Regions from separate parts of the Homo sapiens genome. Here all the other regions are linked to region 1. Evidence: read pairs that join two places in POLR2A ChIA-PET (ENCODE). Cell type or tissue: OCI-LY7. All regions are shown on one strand.

Region 1 (5,000 bases):
TAAGGAACTCTTAAGTATGTAAATAATCACAATTTGATAAGTGTTAAAACAACAAATGTATACATATAGTCAATACCTCATTTTGTGGATGTCACTCTAAAATGTACTGTCAGCTTTTTCTTTCATAATGAAATAGTCCATGTAAAATACGTAAATTATGTCAGGGATGTTCAGCCAAGTAATTTAACCAAGATCACACAATGAGTGACTACGCTTCAGCACCAGCAATGGCTTGTGTCTTTCAGCCCTCTCACTGGCTGGTCACCTCTGGAGGCCTGCTTCTCTCTGCTATCCTAATGGATCTCCCTAGCCTGTCAGGTGACAGGTGAGAGCCCTAAACCATTGCACTAGTTCAGAGTAAGAGTCAGGACTGAAGAAAAGTTAGGACTGAGGAGGGGGCAGCAAGAGGCTGTATTTGACCTTTTCCTCCTTGGTCAAGCCTGCTTCTGTTATAGCAAGAGGCAGTGTAATGCAGTTTGTGGTACAACCTGGAATCAGGATGCATGGATTTGTATCCTACCCCCTTTTTAGCTGTGTGGCCTTGGGAAAGTTAGTTAACTTATCTGTGCCTCTCTAAAATGGGAATAGTAATAATACCTAGCATACAATATCATTGTAAGGATCATGTGAGTCATTTTAACCCACCTCTTTCATCAGCGTGACCTGGATGTGAGACCCGGAGTCAAAGGAGAACATTTTGCAGCTGTAAAATTTGACTGCCCCACTGGATTTTGGACTTGCATGGGCCCTTTAACCCCTCTGTTTTGGCCAATTTCTCCCATTTGGAATGGCTGTATTTATCCAATACCTGTATCCCCATTATATCTAGGAAGTAGCTAGCTTGCTTTTGATTTTACAGGCTCATAGGAAGGGACTTGCCTTGTCTCAGATGAGACTTTGGACTGTGGACTTTTGGGTTAATGCTGAAATGAGTTAAGACTTTAGGGGACTGCTAAGAAGGTATGATTGGTTTTGAAATGTGAGGACATGAGATTTGGAGGGACCAGGGGTGGAATGATATGGTTTGGCTATGTCCCCAGCCAAATCTCAACTTGTATTGTATCTCCCAGAATTCCCATGTATTGTGGGAGGGACCCAGGGGGAGGTAATTGAATCATGGGGGCCAGTCTTTACCATGCTATTCTCGTGATAGTGAATAAGAATCACGAGATCTGATGGGTTTATCAGGCATTTCCACTTCTGCTTCTTCCTCATTTTTCTCTTGCTGCCACCACGTAACAAGTGCCTTTTGCCACCCGCCATGATTCTGAGGCCTCCCGAGCCACATGGAACTGTAAGTCCAATTAAACCTCTTTTTGTTCCCAGTTTCAGTTATGTCTTTAAAAAGGAACTAATATAGACACTGCGTCTGCCCTCAGGGTCACTACAGAGTGGGAAACTTAAAAAATCCTTATTGCTGTATTATTGTTTGATACCCACAGATAAAAGAGCAACAGGTCAGAATGAATGAGACTGATTAAAACAGTTCTTGTTCACTTATTTGTTAGGCTTAAAAGTAATATATTTCTAAAGAAGTTCATTTAAAAAGACAAACCTTCAGCTTGAGAACACGATACAATATGGTTGATGGTTAATAGAGATAAATATTAAAGTATATCACTAATTCTCCTCAGTTTGAATGAATGGGGACTATAAAATATAGCATATTCATTCACTGATTGGAGTGATAGAGTAGAAAGTAAAAAAAAACTGATGAGGCAGAAAAGAGTGGTGACAATTCTGAAAGAGAAGTCCTTGTATAGATAGGAGAGAGGATGGGTTCTAGTACACAGCGGAAGGTTTCATCTCAGATAGAGACATGGACAATTCATTCCATATGATCAGAGAGAACGCAGACTACATATGGTAAAACAGTGGTGGTGGAAGGATGAGAAAACTGCCTTTTCTTTTCTCTTCAGTGAAATAAGCTGTGAGGTAATCTCTGAAAATAAGCTGAGAGTAGGGAATGGGGAGAAAGTATGACATATTGTAGTTGTCTCGGAGAGTGGGAATGTCAACTGACCAGAGAAATAAGGAAGCACTGCTAGACAGTATTTAGGGCCCTCTTGGGGTTTGTGGTCACAATTGTAAAGTGAGATCTGTCACTATGGTTGTTTTTCTCTAGCCCTATTCAGCTGCCGCGGTGTAGATGGTGAGCTGATTTTAACTACGGAGACAAGTATGACAGAGGGAGTGACTGTAACAGTAGACTGCAGAATAGCCCAGATGAAGAGGGGAGCAAAGAAGTGATTATTTTAAGGAACTGGCTCACACAACTGTGGGGCTTGATAGATCTGAAATCTTCAGAGTAGGTCTGCAGGATGCAGATTCAGGGAAGAGGTGATGTTGCAGCTTGTCTGGAGCCAAAATTCGTTCTTCCTTGGGGAACTTAGTTTTTCTTTTAAGGCCTTCAACTGACTGGATGAAGCCCATCCATATTTTGAAGGGTAATTTCTTTACTCAAAATCTATAAAATTGTTACATCTAAAAAGCACCTTAGCAGCAACATCTAGACTGGTGTCTGACTAAAACTGGGTACCATGGTCTACTCAAGTCGACACATAGCATTAACTATGACAGAAATAGTCACAGAAAAGATTTAGGAGGCAGGGCAGTTTTTAGATCACTGTATATCCATGAGTGCCACAGAGTGCAGAAGTTAGTTCAGGGAGGGGTGTAAGATGAGGACAAACAAAAAGAGAATCAGCATATTTCTGGGTTATGGAGGGGATGAGATGAGGAAAAAGAAATACAGCATGACAGTTAGGAGCGCAGATTTTAGTGTTAAGAGCTCTTGTTCAAGACTGTGCTCTACCACTATGGCGTGACTCTGAGCTTGCTTTTCAACTAGGCCTCAGTTTCATCAACTTAAAAAGGGATAATAATATAAGGAAATGGCTTAGTATAGTGGCATACTGAAAACACTAAAAAAAAAAAATCAGGTATTAATATCGGAAGATTCAATATCAAAACTGATATCAAAACTTGCTGGAAGAGACTAGTATAATTCAACATCTAATAATGGTGCAGGAAGAGGCAGAAATGAATAGCACAGACAGTCTTCAAACAGACCTAAATATCCATGATAATTTAGTACAACATAAACATAGTATGTGCCACAAATTAACATGGGGAAGCATGGATTATTCAATAAACAGCATTGGGATAACTGGCATTCCACTTGGGAACAAACATGTAGATTATTTCTATCATTTTTTGCAAGGAAAAATCTAGGGAAGGACTGGAAGATGAAAGGTTATAAAAGACCAACAGTTTTGACCACATAGAACAAAATTTCTGTAAGGCAAAGGACACTTATAAATACACTTACCAAGCTTAATAGGGGATTTTAATTTATTTACTGTCATTTCATAACTTATATGCTTGGTCCTATTTGTATTTATTTTTGAGACAGGGTCTTGCTCTGTTGCCCAGACTGAGTGCAGTGGCACAATCATGGCTTACTGCAGCCTCGACCTTCTGGGCTGAGGCAATCCTCCCATCTCAGTCCCTTAAGTAGCTGGAATCACAGGCATGGGCCTGGCTAATTTATTTATTTTTTGTAGAGATAAGGTCCCACTACCACCCACCTCAGCCTCTCAAAGTGCTGGGATTACAGGCCTGAGCCACAGTGCCTGGCCTTGACTTCATTTCATATTGAACTTTTCTCTGTTTTTTCTATTACACCATATGGATTACGTCTTCGTTGCTCTTTTCCCTGTAGGTTTGATTTTCTCCCAATAATACATCTTAATGAAAAAAATTAACACATACACTCAAATATAATCTTCCAAAACAAGAATTAAGTATATTTACAACACACGTCCTTCTATATAGGGCTGCTACAAGCTTTTACCTCTTCTCTCTCACCCAAGGTTTGTTCAACATAACCTGAAAACTTAATTTTTAAAAATCATCATGCTTGTTCTCTTCAAAGAGTAATTCTGGACACTGGCCCTGTTTTTAACCACAGTTATAAGATTTAGCTATGTTAAATGAGTATTGATGGCCATGGCCTTTCCTTTTAGTGTAACCACCCCATTGTTAAGTTCTTAAATAATTTTTTTTTTTTTTTTTTTTTTTTCCTGAGACGGAGTCTCACTCTGTCGCCCAGGCTGGCGTGCAGTGGCGCAATCTCGGCTCACTGCAACCTCCGCCTCCCAGGTTCACGCCATTCTCCTGCCTCAGCCTCCCGAGCAGCTGGGACTACAGGCGCCCGCCACCACGCCTGGCTAATTTTTTGTATTTTTAGCAGAGATGGGGTTTCACCGTGTTAGCCAGGATGGTCTCGATCTCCTGACCTCATGATCCGTCCACCTTGGCCTCCCAAAGTGCTGGGATTACAGGCGTGAGCCACCGTGCCCGGCCAAGTTCTTGAATAATTTTTTAACCCCCAGAAAGGTATCTACATATTGTCTATGTCCTTTTGTACATGAATGACAACTGGAGAAGCTATAGTATTCAGACATAAATCTTTTCCCTTTTAATACTCTGTAGATAATGCTCTACTTTATTATTCAGCCTTTGGTATAAGCAAAGAGAAGTCTGAAATTAGCCTGATTTTGTTCCCGTGTAACTTTTTTGCCTTTGTGTATTTGTAGGATTTTTTACTTTATTCTTAAAATTTGCAGCCAGGTGCGGTGGCTCACGCCTGTAATCCCAGCACTTTGGGAGGCTGAGGTGGGCGGATCACGAGGTCAGGAGATCGAGACCATCCTGGCTAACATGGTGAAACCCCGTCTCTACTAAAAATACAAAAAATTAGCCGGGCGTGGTGGCAGGCGCCTGTAGTCCCAGCTACTCAGAAGACTGAGGCAGAAGAATGGCGTGAACCCAGGAGGCGGAGCTTGCACTGAGCCGAGACGGATGCCAGCCTGGGCGACAGAGCGAGACTCCATGTCAAAAAAAAGGAAAAAAAAAAACTGCAAGTTAAACCAGGCTTTGGTTGAATGGTCCTAACTTTTAAAAAGTTTTGCCTATCACTTGATCCTTTTGACCCT
Region 2 (5,000 bases), 61 kb before region 1:
TGCATGTGCCACTATGCCCGGCTAATTTTGTAGTTTTAGTAGAGACGGGGTTTCTCCAGGTTGGTCAGGCTGGTCTCGAACTCGCGACCTCAGGTGATCCACCTGCCTCGGCCTCCCAAAGTGCTGGGATTACAGGCATGAGCCACCGCTCCCTGCTCAGTTTACCCTTTTCACTAGCAAGCTAAAAACGCCAAACTGCGAGCCTGGAAGCTCTCCACTTGATTGTGCAGCTGTTGAAGCGGCTTTGGAGTCCCTGGCGCCTTCCAGGCAGGGATTTCCCCTCCCCGTTGACCTAGAGCGTCAACGCTGGGGAAGGGGCCAGCGTTTAGGGAGGTAAAGGTGGGAATATTGTTGGAGGCCAGGCGTTCAAGACCAGCCTGGCAACATGGGGAGGCTTCTTCTCTACAGAGAAATTTAAAAATTGAGCTGGGTGTGGTGGTGCGCGCCTGTAGTCCCAGCTACTTGGGAAGCTGAGGTGGGAGGATCGCTTAGGCCCCAGTGTTCAGCTGCGGTGAGCTGTAATTGTACCACTGCACTCCAGCCTGGGCAACAGAGCCAGACCCTGTCTTAAAAAAAAAAAAATCACTGGGGGAAGGGTGGGAGGTGGAGGATCATGATGCCTGATACTTGAACAGTGAACCTAGGAAGATGAAAAACAGAAAAACCAAGGTATACGCTAGAAAGCCGAGGCCAGGAGCCGGCGCCCCATAGGGAAGAATTCTCTGTAATTCTGTGACTTGGGGTTGGTTAGGTGCATTTTGTATTTCTCCTAGCTTCTTTATTCTTGTCGTTGCCCAGATAGATGAAATTGCTTTGTAGGTCTGTGATAGAGGAAGGCGTTTTTACCAGAAAAGCCACTAAACCTCATAGCCCCATCCTTAGGAGGAAGGCCATCCTGTTATCCTGCCTATAGCTGACTGGGCGGGGGGTCCCGTGATGCCTGAATTAAAAGCTGTTCTGTAGGTAGCAGCCCAGTTGAACCCTCTCTGCTTCGAGAGGTTGAAGCTAAGAGGCCGGTAAAGAAAAGACCGCTGGAAGAATGCCCAATTGCTGAATTCTCAAATCCTGGACTAGAGGTGCTGTTGAATAATGTGTAAGACATTCCACCTATTTAATGTTTTCTGGGTTTGTTTCCGAAAGGAAAGAGACAAACTACAGTTAATTCTCTGACCCTTAATTTATTTGAATGTAGCCATGCCTTTTTGTTTCGACTGTCTCGTGGCCCTCTGCAGTACTTCCTCTTCACTAGGCTGAGGAAATTGGCCTAGATTATGTCTCCGTCTGTGGGGACCCCTCTCTACTCACACACACACACACACCCAGGCTTGGTGTATAAGCACGTAGCATAATGTAAATGCTCAACTTATTTAGAGAATTTATTAGGGTGGTTTCACGTGTGTCCTCTGTCTCCCTAGTTTCACTCTTAGGTATCCACACAAAGCCTTACCTTTTTGGCACTGTGCTGTCGGCCTTCAATTGGCTCCTCTTGGCTGTTGATTAGAATGGCTGTCTCCCAGGGCAAGAGCAGAGTGGTAGCTTCTACCAGATTTGCTGGGTTGATACACCAACAGATGTCTCCCACTAAGGCCCCAATTCAGCAGAAGCATGGTCCTTGGATGCAGAGAGAGCACCCAGGCTGCATTACATTGTTGGGGTTGAGTACCTGCAGGTGGTTCCTTCTGCCACTGCCCCCTCCCTGCCCCACCTCCACCCCCAAGCTTAGGAATTTGCAGTATTTCATGGTGACAACTTTTATCTCTGATCTTGCAGAGCTGCATTAGGACCAGCATGGGACTTTTTCTTCCTCCCATATCCATCTTCTTTCTAGCTGAAAACCAGTTTAAAAAACCAACAAAAATGTAGTGCCTCATTATTCAGCCATCTGTGGTTGAGTGTTTTCTGGTGTAGATATTCCAGAAACATGTCTCTTGGCCACAGGAGGTAAGTCAGGTTGAGTTTTTGTGTTAGTGAAGCTCTTTTAGTTTCCTCTTTTAGAGACTTTTCTATCTAGCCTCAGATTCCTTTAAGGTAAAGTTACCTTAAAGGGGGGCCAAGCGTGGTGGCTCACACCTGTAATCCCAGCACTTTGGGAGGCCGAGGCAGGTGGATCACGAGGTCAGGAGTTTGAGACCGGCCTGGCCAACATAGTGAAACCCCATCTCTAGTAAAAATACAGAAATTAGCCAGGCGTGGTGGCCTGTGGTCCCAACTACTCGGGAGGCTGAGACAGGAGAATCGCTTGAACCCAGGAGGCGGAGGTTGCAGTGAGCCGAGACCACACCATTGCACTCCAGCCTGGGTGACAGCGTGAGACTCCATCTCAAAAAAAAAAAAAAAAAAAAAAAGGAATCTAGGGGAAATGTGTTTATTATAAGGAAACACTGTGCTGAAAATGGGGCTAGATCACAGCCCTGAGGCGTGTTGGAGCTGAGTCCTCCTGTGGGCTGAGCCTCCCTCCCTGCTCCCCATGCAGGCCTGTCCTCTTTCTCTCTTCCCATTGATAATCACTCTGTATCCTCCCAGACAGATCTGTCTGAGGGATGTGGTCTGATTGACTTTGGTAATTACCACCATTGCTATTGGTGAAGCCAGGCTACTTTCATGGCTGTCTTCCTGGGGTCTAGCTGCCTTTGGATCAGGGGTCCTACCCTTGGTCCAAACCCCTAGTTAAGAGAAGCCTAGTACTGCTTTCCTGAAAAGGCAGTAGGGGTGTGCTGGGTGCTGCAGAGTTTTCATTAGAATAGACTGTTGGGTAAGACAGGCCCCGTGATTGACATGTTCAATTTGAGTTAGTAAAACTCATGGCTATCATTGTGTTTAAGCCCTGAGAGGTGCCCAGCCAGAAAGAAGGAGGATGTCTTCAGCAGTTCTGCACCCTGAACTCTATGAGATGGGGTTTCTAGAACTGCTTCTGCCCTAACAGGTGGCTTGGCCCTTCCATCTTGCTTCCCCTCTTTCTAATTAACAATAAATTTTGGCCAGGCATGGTGGCTCACACCTGCAATCTCAGCATTTTGGGAGGCCAAGGTGGGAGGATTGCTTGAGGCCAGGAGTTTAAGACCAGCCTGGGCAACAAGGCAAGACCCCATCTCATTTTAAAATAATCAACCAATCTTTTTCTTTAACTATAACAACGACAGCATGACTCCCGTGTTCACTGGCTGTTCTTAGGTGATCTGCATATAGTTTTGTGAGTTTGACAGGACAAGGAGTCTTACTATGTATATATATATTTTTGAGACAGAGTCTCACTCTGTTGTCCAGGCTGGAGTGCAATGGCGCCATCTTGGCTCACTGCAACCTCCGCCTCCAGGGTTCAAGTGATTCTCCTGCCTCAGCCTCCCGGGTAACTGGGACTACAGGTGTGCACCATTATGCCCGGCTGATTTTTGTATTAGTAGAGACGGGGTTTCACCATGTTGGCCAGGCTGATCTTGAACTCCTGACCTCAGGTGATCTGCCCTTCTCAGCCTCCCAAAGTGCTGGGCTTACAGGTAGGAGCACCGGCTCTTGCTATATTTTAAAATAAGAATACAAGGCTCAGAGAGGTTGTACTAACTTCTAATGACCAAACAGCGATTTGGAAATATTTCTTATTTCAAGTCCAGTGCAATTTGTGGATCAGAAAAGCTGTGATGGCAGAAGGCCTTTGCAAATAGGAAATCATGTTTATAAGTTTCTGGTACATGGTTGGTGTGCTTATTGAGTGAATGAGCCAATGAAAGTACCTCAGGGAAATTGGGAAACCTTCCTTCCTTTGAAAACTCTTTTTTCCCCAAAGGGAGAATGTCATCAACTTCAGAGCTTGAAGGCAATTCTTTTTCTATTCCACGTACAGCAGGAAAGACACCAAAGGCTATGTCACACAATTTTGAGAACCCATTAACTCCACAAAGTGAGACAACTTGGTACATGAGAGTTTCTTTCTTTTCTCGATATGGTTTATTTAGACTTCTGATCTTGAAGGAAAAAAAGTACTATCTGTGCTGAATTAAATGGATCTAGCCAGCTTGTGGCTGGGGATGAATGAAGGGCCTCGGACTAGCAGGACTGGGGCTCCCCACTGACTATGGGACCCAGGGCCTGGTGGGCCTGAGCAGTCTTGCGTGGTGGTCTTGGGGACCTGAAGGAAGGGGCTTGTGGGGGACAGGGAGCCCCATCTCACCTCACCCCCCAGTGTCTTCGTGAAGAGGGATGTCAGCCTCTAGCAGACCAGTATCCTAAGTATCTGGGTGGTAGTGGCTGGCAGAGGGGGTCACTCATGTGGGAATGATGGGTCCAATCTATGATGCTGGGGTTCCTTGGAGAAAAGAATTCAGGAGACACTTTGAACTGTAGCGTCTGAAGGAAAAGGGGAGGTTGGTGGTACGCTGGGTTATCACTGATGAGCTCAAGAGGAGAAGCCTCATCTCTGCCAATAACTGGTCAGAGTGCTTGCTCTGCCACGGTCCTCCAAGGTACATACATACATAGGGCTAAGTCCTGGTGGTGAGGCAGGCTTCTGCCCCTGGGGAGAGAGGTAAGATTTAAGGCAGCCCAACATTTTTATTTATACAGGTACAGGTAGACCTTAGTTTACACAGCACTAGGTTCCTAAGAATTACTATGTGACTTGAATTCTTCTTTTTTCTTTTCTGTTTTTTTTTTTTTCTTTTTTGAGTCACTTTCTTTTTTTGTCACTCAGGCTGGAGTGCAGTGTTGTGATCTCAGCTCACTGCAACCTCTGCCTCCTGGGCTCAAGCGATTCTCCTGCCTCAGCCTCCCGAGTAGCTGGGATTACAGGCGCACACCACCACGCCTGGCTAATTTTTATATTTTTAGTAGAGACAGGGTTTCACCATGTTGGGAAAGCTGGTCTCAAACTCCTGGCCTTAGGTGATCCACCTGCCTTGGCCTCCCAAAGTGCTGGGATTACAGGCATGAGCCACCATGCCCGGCTGGTCCATTCCTTCTTCAGTGGACATTTGGGTGGTTGCTTCTACCTTTTGGCTATTGTGGAT
Region 3 (5,000 bases), 210 kb before region 1:
TTGCCTAGGCAATATTATCCATCATAACTTGAGAGAGAGTGTGCTTCAAGCTCGTTTGTTATAGAAGTGTGGGGCTGCCTGAGGAGGTGTGATAAAGTCCAAGTTTGGAAGTTCCGTTTCTGGAGTTCAAAATATAGATCCCTTAAGCACTTCCAAAGTGCACCCTGAGACTGCCCTGCTTTTTAGCTGATAGTGTCTTCATGTCAAATCATGGATCACTGAGGAGTCCCAGGTGACAGTGGGATGCACAGGTGTATCCCCATTACCAGAAGAAAAGCTGTCCCACTTGATGGGCAGTCAGTGACTTTATCTTCATATTTTAAAGCACTACACTCTTCTTCTTCTTTTTTTTTTTTTTTGAGATGGATCCTCGCTCTGTCACCCAGGCTGGAGTGCAGTGGCACCATCTCGGCTCACTGCAACCTCTGCCTCCCAGATTCAAGCAATTCTCCTGCATCAGCCTCTGAAGTAGCTGGGATTATAGGTGCGCACCATCACGTCCGGCTAATTTTTGTATTTTTAGTAGAGACAGGGGTTTCTCCAAATTGGCCAGGCTGGTCTCGAACTCCTGACCTCAGTGATCCGCCTGCCTCGGCCTCCCAAAGTGCTGGGATTACAGGCGTGAGCCACCACGCTTGGCAATAAAAGAACTTTCTAGGCCGGGCACAGTGGCTTGTGGCTGTAATCCCAGCGCTTTGGGAGGCTGAGGCAGGCGGATCACCTGAGGTCGGGAGTTCGAGACCAGCCTGACCAACTTGGAGAAACCCCGTCTCTACTAAAAATACAAAATTAGCCGGGTGTGGTGGCGGGCACCTGTAATCCCAGCTACTCGGGAGACTGAGGCAGGAGAATCGCTTGAACCTGGGAGGCGGAGGTTGCAGTGAGCCAAGATCGTGCCATTGCATTCCAGCCTGGGCAACAAGAGCGAAACTCTGTCTCAAAAACAAAAAACAAAAAAACTTCCTAAACCAGACATGGTGGTTCACACCTGTAATCCCAGCACTTTGGGAGGCCAAAGCAGGTGGATCTCATGAACCCAGGAGTTTGAGACCAGCAGCAAGGCAAAACCCCATCTCTACTTAAAAAATACAAAAAATCAGACAGACATGGTAGTGCGTGCCTGTAGTCTCAGCTACTTAGGAAGCCAAGGTGGGAGAATCACCCGAGCCCAGGAAGCCAAGGCTGCAGTGAGCCAAGATTGTGCCACTGCATTCCGGCCTGGGCGATGGGGGTGAGACCCTGACACAAACAAACAAACAAACAAACAAACAAAAACCAAAAAAATCTTCTGCCTCCCTTTTCTCCAAAAGTATATGTTTATAAGTAGGTAGTAATTACATAGCATTCACAGGTTAGAATTTTTACATATGTGATTCTTACACCCCCAGGGTAGACAGGACAGTGGTAATTATCATTTTACAGGTTAAAAGACTGAGACTGAGAGAAAGGAGCAACTTTGCCTGGCTGGTAAGGGGTATAGTTATTTACTAAGCAATGTCGGATCTACACAGGCTCATTCATTCCATATGTTTCATGTCCTGAGTGCTTACCCTCCAGGAAACGATAAGGATACAAAACAAACTAGACATCTAGCTTGAGCCCCCATTAGAAGGTCAATCAGTAGGAGAAATAGAAACAGAGAGAGAAAATAATGAAACCACAGGGCAAGAATAACTTTGGAGATTTTGGCCAGGCATGGTGGCTCATGCCTGTAATCTCAGTACTTTGGGAGGCCGAGGTGGGTGGATCACCTGAGGTTAGGAGTTCGAGACCAGCCTGGCTAAACTGGTGAAACCCCATCTCTACTAAAAATACAAAATTAGCTGGGTGTGGTGGCAGACGCCTGTAATCCCAGCTACTTGGGAGGCTGAGGCAGGAGAATCACTTGAACCCAGGAGGTGGAGGTTGTAGTGAGCCGAGACCATGTCATTGCACTCCAGCCTGGGCAAAAAGAGTGAAACTGTCTAAAAAAAAAAAAATTCTGAGATTTTAGGAGCTCAGAAAGGGCACACCTAATCCACTCAGGGGCGGTGAGGATGCGTGGGGGTAATTCGGAAAATCTTCCTAGAGGAGGTGACACCTAAACAAAATCTTTTTTTAGAAGTTTTTTTTTTAGTTTTTTTAGAGACAGGGTCTTGCTGTGTCACCCAGGCTAGAGAGCAATGATGTAATCAGAGCTCACTGCAGCCTCGAACTCCTGGGCTCAAGCAATCCTCCCGCTTTAGCCTCCTGAGTAGCTAAACTGAATATTAAAACAGAATAGAATAAGTAAGGCCTATCCTCATACAATCTCAGAATCACTGTGGGATCAGATAATGAGATATTTCTATGTTTAATAAAGGATAAATGGCCCATGGTGGCTCACACCTGTAACCTTGGCACTTCGGGAGGCAGAGGTGGGAGGATCACTTGAGGCCAGGAGCTCAAGACCAGTCTGGGCAATGTAGCAAGACCTTGTCTCTACAAAAAAAAAAAAAAAAAAAGTTAATTATCTGGGTGTGGTAGCTCACACCTCTAATCCCAGCTACTTGGGAAGCTGAGGCAGAAGGATGGCTTAAGCCTAGGAGTTCAAGGCTGCTGTGAACTATGATTGTGCCACTGCACTCCAGCCTGGGTGACAGAGCAAGACCCTGTCTCAAAATAATAATAATAATAATAATAATAAATTATACATATGACAATTAATTAACACATGATACAGCTGGGCAGTGACTCGGGGAGATGGTGAGTGGAGAATATGGCATCACTACTTCTTGCTTACAACCAAAAAAGTTGTAAAATTCTCTTTCTCTCTCTCCAGATCCACCTAATGAGACTGTGCCTTCCTTCCACACATCATCTCCTCTGGGACTAACGTTTCCCTTTGTGACTACACTCTGTTTCAGAACACTCCTTGGCGTTCCGTTCAATCTTATTTCAATGGTATAAAGATGCAGGGGAGAAGAAACAATTTCCTAAGCCTCACGTGTTGCTAAGGTTTGCTTTGGTTCTGTGACTTAATTCATGTGCCTTTTCATCTGAATCAGCCACTTTTTGGTTGAGGGGGATGAAAGGAACTGCTTCATGGTTCAATACCTTCATATACATTTGTCCAAAAAGCTGAAAAATCTGCACATTGTACATCCTTTTTCTTCTTAGTAAGCACGGTGCCCACAACCACAAAACATTCCCTTTCCTTTCTTTTTTTTTGAGACGGAGATTCGCTCTTGTTGCCCAGGCTGGAGTGCAATGGTGTGATCTCGGCTCACTGGAACCTCCGCCTCCCGGATTCAAGCAGTTCTCCTGCCTCAGCCTCCCGAGTAGCTGGGATTACAGACATGTGCCATCACACCTGGCTAATTTTGTATTTTTAGTAGAGATGGGGTTTCTCCATGTTGGTCAGGCTGGTCGTGAACTGCCGACCTCAGATAATATGCCTGCCTCGGCCTCCCAAAGTGCCGGGATTACAGGCATGAGCCACCGTGCTGGGCCTCCCTTTCCTTTCTAATGGCAGCACTGTTTAGAGAATTAACCCAAATGGTTATAGTTGCCAAGATTGGATGGTCATGTGAGGGTCCAAAACACCACTGGAATTTAAGAAAACCCTAGCAATCTTAAGTAATCTTTCTTCACAGCCCTCTTTACCCTTCTCAAGATTAATTGATCCATTTGACCTGAGTCAGAGTGGCCTTTAGTACTTCTCACCTGTTTTGTATTTTTGTTTTTTTTGAGACACAGTCTCACTCTGTCACCCAGGCTGGAGTGCAGTGGCGTGATCTCAGCTCACTACAACCTCTGCCTCCTGGGTTCAAGAGATTCTCCTGTCTCAGCCTCCCAAGTAGCTGGGATTACAGGTGTGTGCCACCACGCCTGGCTAATTTTTGTATTTTTAGTAGAGATGGGGTTTCACCATGTTGGCCAGGCTGGTCTCGAGGTCCCGACCTCAGGTGATCCGCCTGCTTTGGCGTTCCAAAAATGCTGGGATTACAGGCATGAGCCACCATGCCCGGCCCTCACCTGTTTAAATAACTTCCTAACTGGTCTTCCGGCCCATGCCCCCTTCAAGATTCTTTAACCCAAGGCTTACAAACATATCACCAAAGGTGGTTTTTTGTTTTTGGCCTACATAAGTTTGGTCATCTCTAAAATTCAGTAGCTATTATATAAAAATAAAGATTTTCCCACTTCCCTTAAACAAAAAACCGACAATCCTGGGTCCCATTTGCAGATGGTCCTAGGCGACTGCTCCCTTTCCATAGAGGCCCTCACTCCAGCTCACAATCTCCATCACTCCCTCTGGCACCACTGACCTGGAGCCAATGCATGACCTTGTCATGTATTATTAGATGGCAGCTATTACACCTGTTGCTATTTATTTATGTTTCCTGCTTACGACATATGTGAACATGTGCATTTTCAACACTCTGATGCCTACATGATCTTCCTAAAATTCAGACCTGATCGAGCTACTTCTCAGCTTAACATTCTTTAATCCCCTCACTACCCACCTCTTTATTAGTGGATGAAGCTCCAACTTCTTAGCTTGGCTGGGTTCTTCTTAATCGACCTCTTTGTCCACTATAATAATTTCCTAGCCCTGCTCCTGCAAGCATGTCCATTCATACTGAATTATAGCCACAGGAATGCGCCTCGCCTCTATGCATTTGTAAAGGTGGTTCCTCCTACCTGGAATGCCCTTCCCTCTCTCTCAGCCCTGCTCACTCTTTGAAGACTCAACTTAAGTCCCTTTGCCCCCAATAAGCCCCTTGCTCCATCTCCTGTACTGAATATGTACCTCTATCACGTATGACTCTTGTAATTTAATCATTGATTTGCCTGTCTCTTTCTTCAGGACTCTATAGCATAAAATTTGGCTGGAACAGAGTATGCCATTTATAACTCTGAAATTCTAAATTCTAATGATTTCTTTCTTTCTCTTTTTTTTTTTTTTTTTTTTTTTGAGATCGAGTCTCACTTTGTCGCCCAGGCTGGAGTGCAGTGGTGTGATCTTGGTTCACTGC

What was found. Peaks named below come from ENCODE experiments on the same cell type or tissue, not always from the same donor. Only the 100,000 strongest peaks of a DNase experiment are listed, where the experiment ranks them.
Region 2: POLR2A ChIA-PET joins it to region 1 with 5 read pairs; 9 of 35 experiments call an interaction of 5 or more read pairs at or near these places.
Region 3: POLR2A ChIA-PET joins it to region 1 with 8 read pairs; 11 of 35 experiments call an interaction of 5 or more read pairs at or near these places.

The regions. Positions count from the first base shown.
Region 1 is chr1:244,663,105-244,668,104 of GRCh38, reverse strand. The region is part of intron 1 of DESI2 (desumoylating isopeptidase 2); the gene reads right to left. Among named protein-coding and RNA genes, the nearest start is that of DESI2, 12 kb to the right of the region's middle. In OCI-LY7, no CTCF peak of the experiment used is centred here; DNase peaks (open chromatin) are centred at 2,154 and 4,884; H3K4me3 peaks cover 2,749 bases; H3K27ac peaks cover 3,061 bases.
Region 2 is chr1:244,724,331-244,729,330 of GRCh38, reverse strand. No RefSeq gene overlaps it. Among named protein-coding and RNA genes, the nearest start is that of C1orf202, 4.2 kb to the left of the region's middle. In OCI-LY7, no CTCF peak of the experiment used is centred here; no DNase peak of the experiment used is centred here.
Region 3 is chr1:244,876,050-244,881,049 of GRCh38, reverse strand. All of the region lies in intron 2 of LOC124904588 (UPF0764 protein C16orf89-like), which reads left to right. Among named protein-coding and RNA genes, the nearest start is that of HNRNPU, 14 kb to the right of the region's middle. In OCI-LY7, no CTCF peak of the experiment used is centred here; no DNase peak of the experiment used is centred here.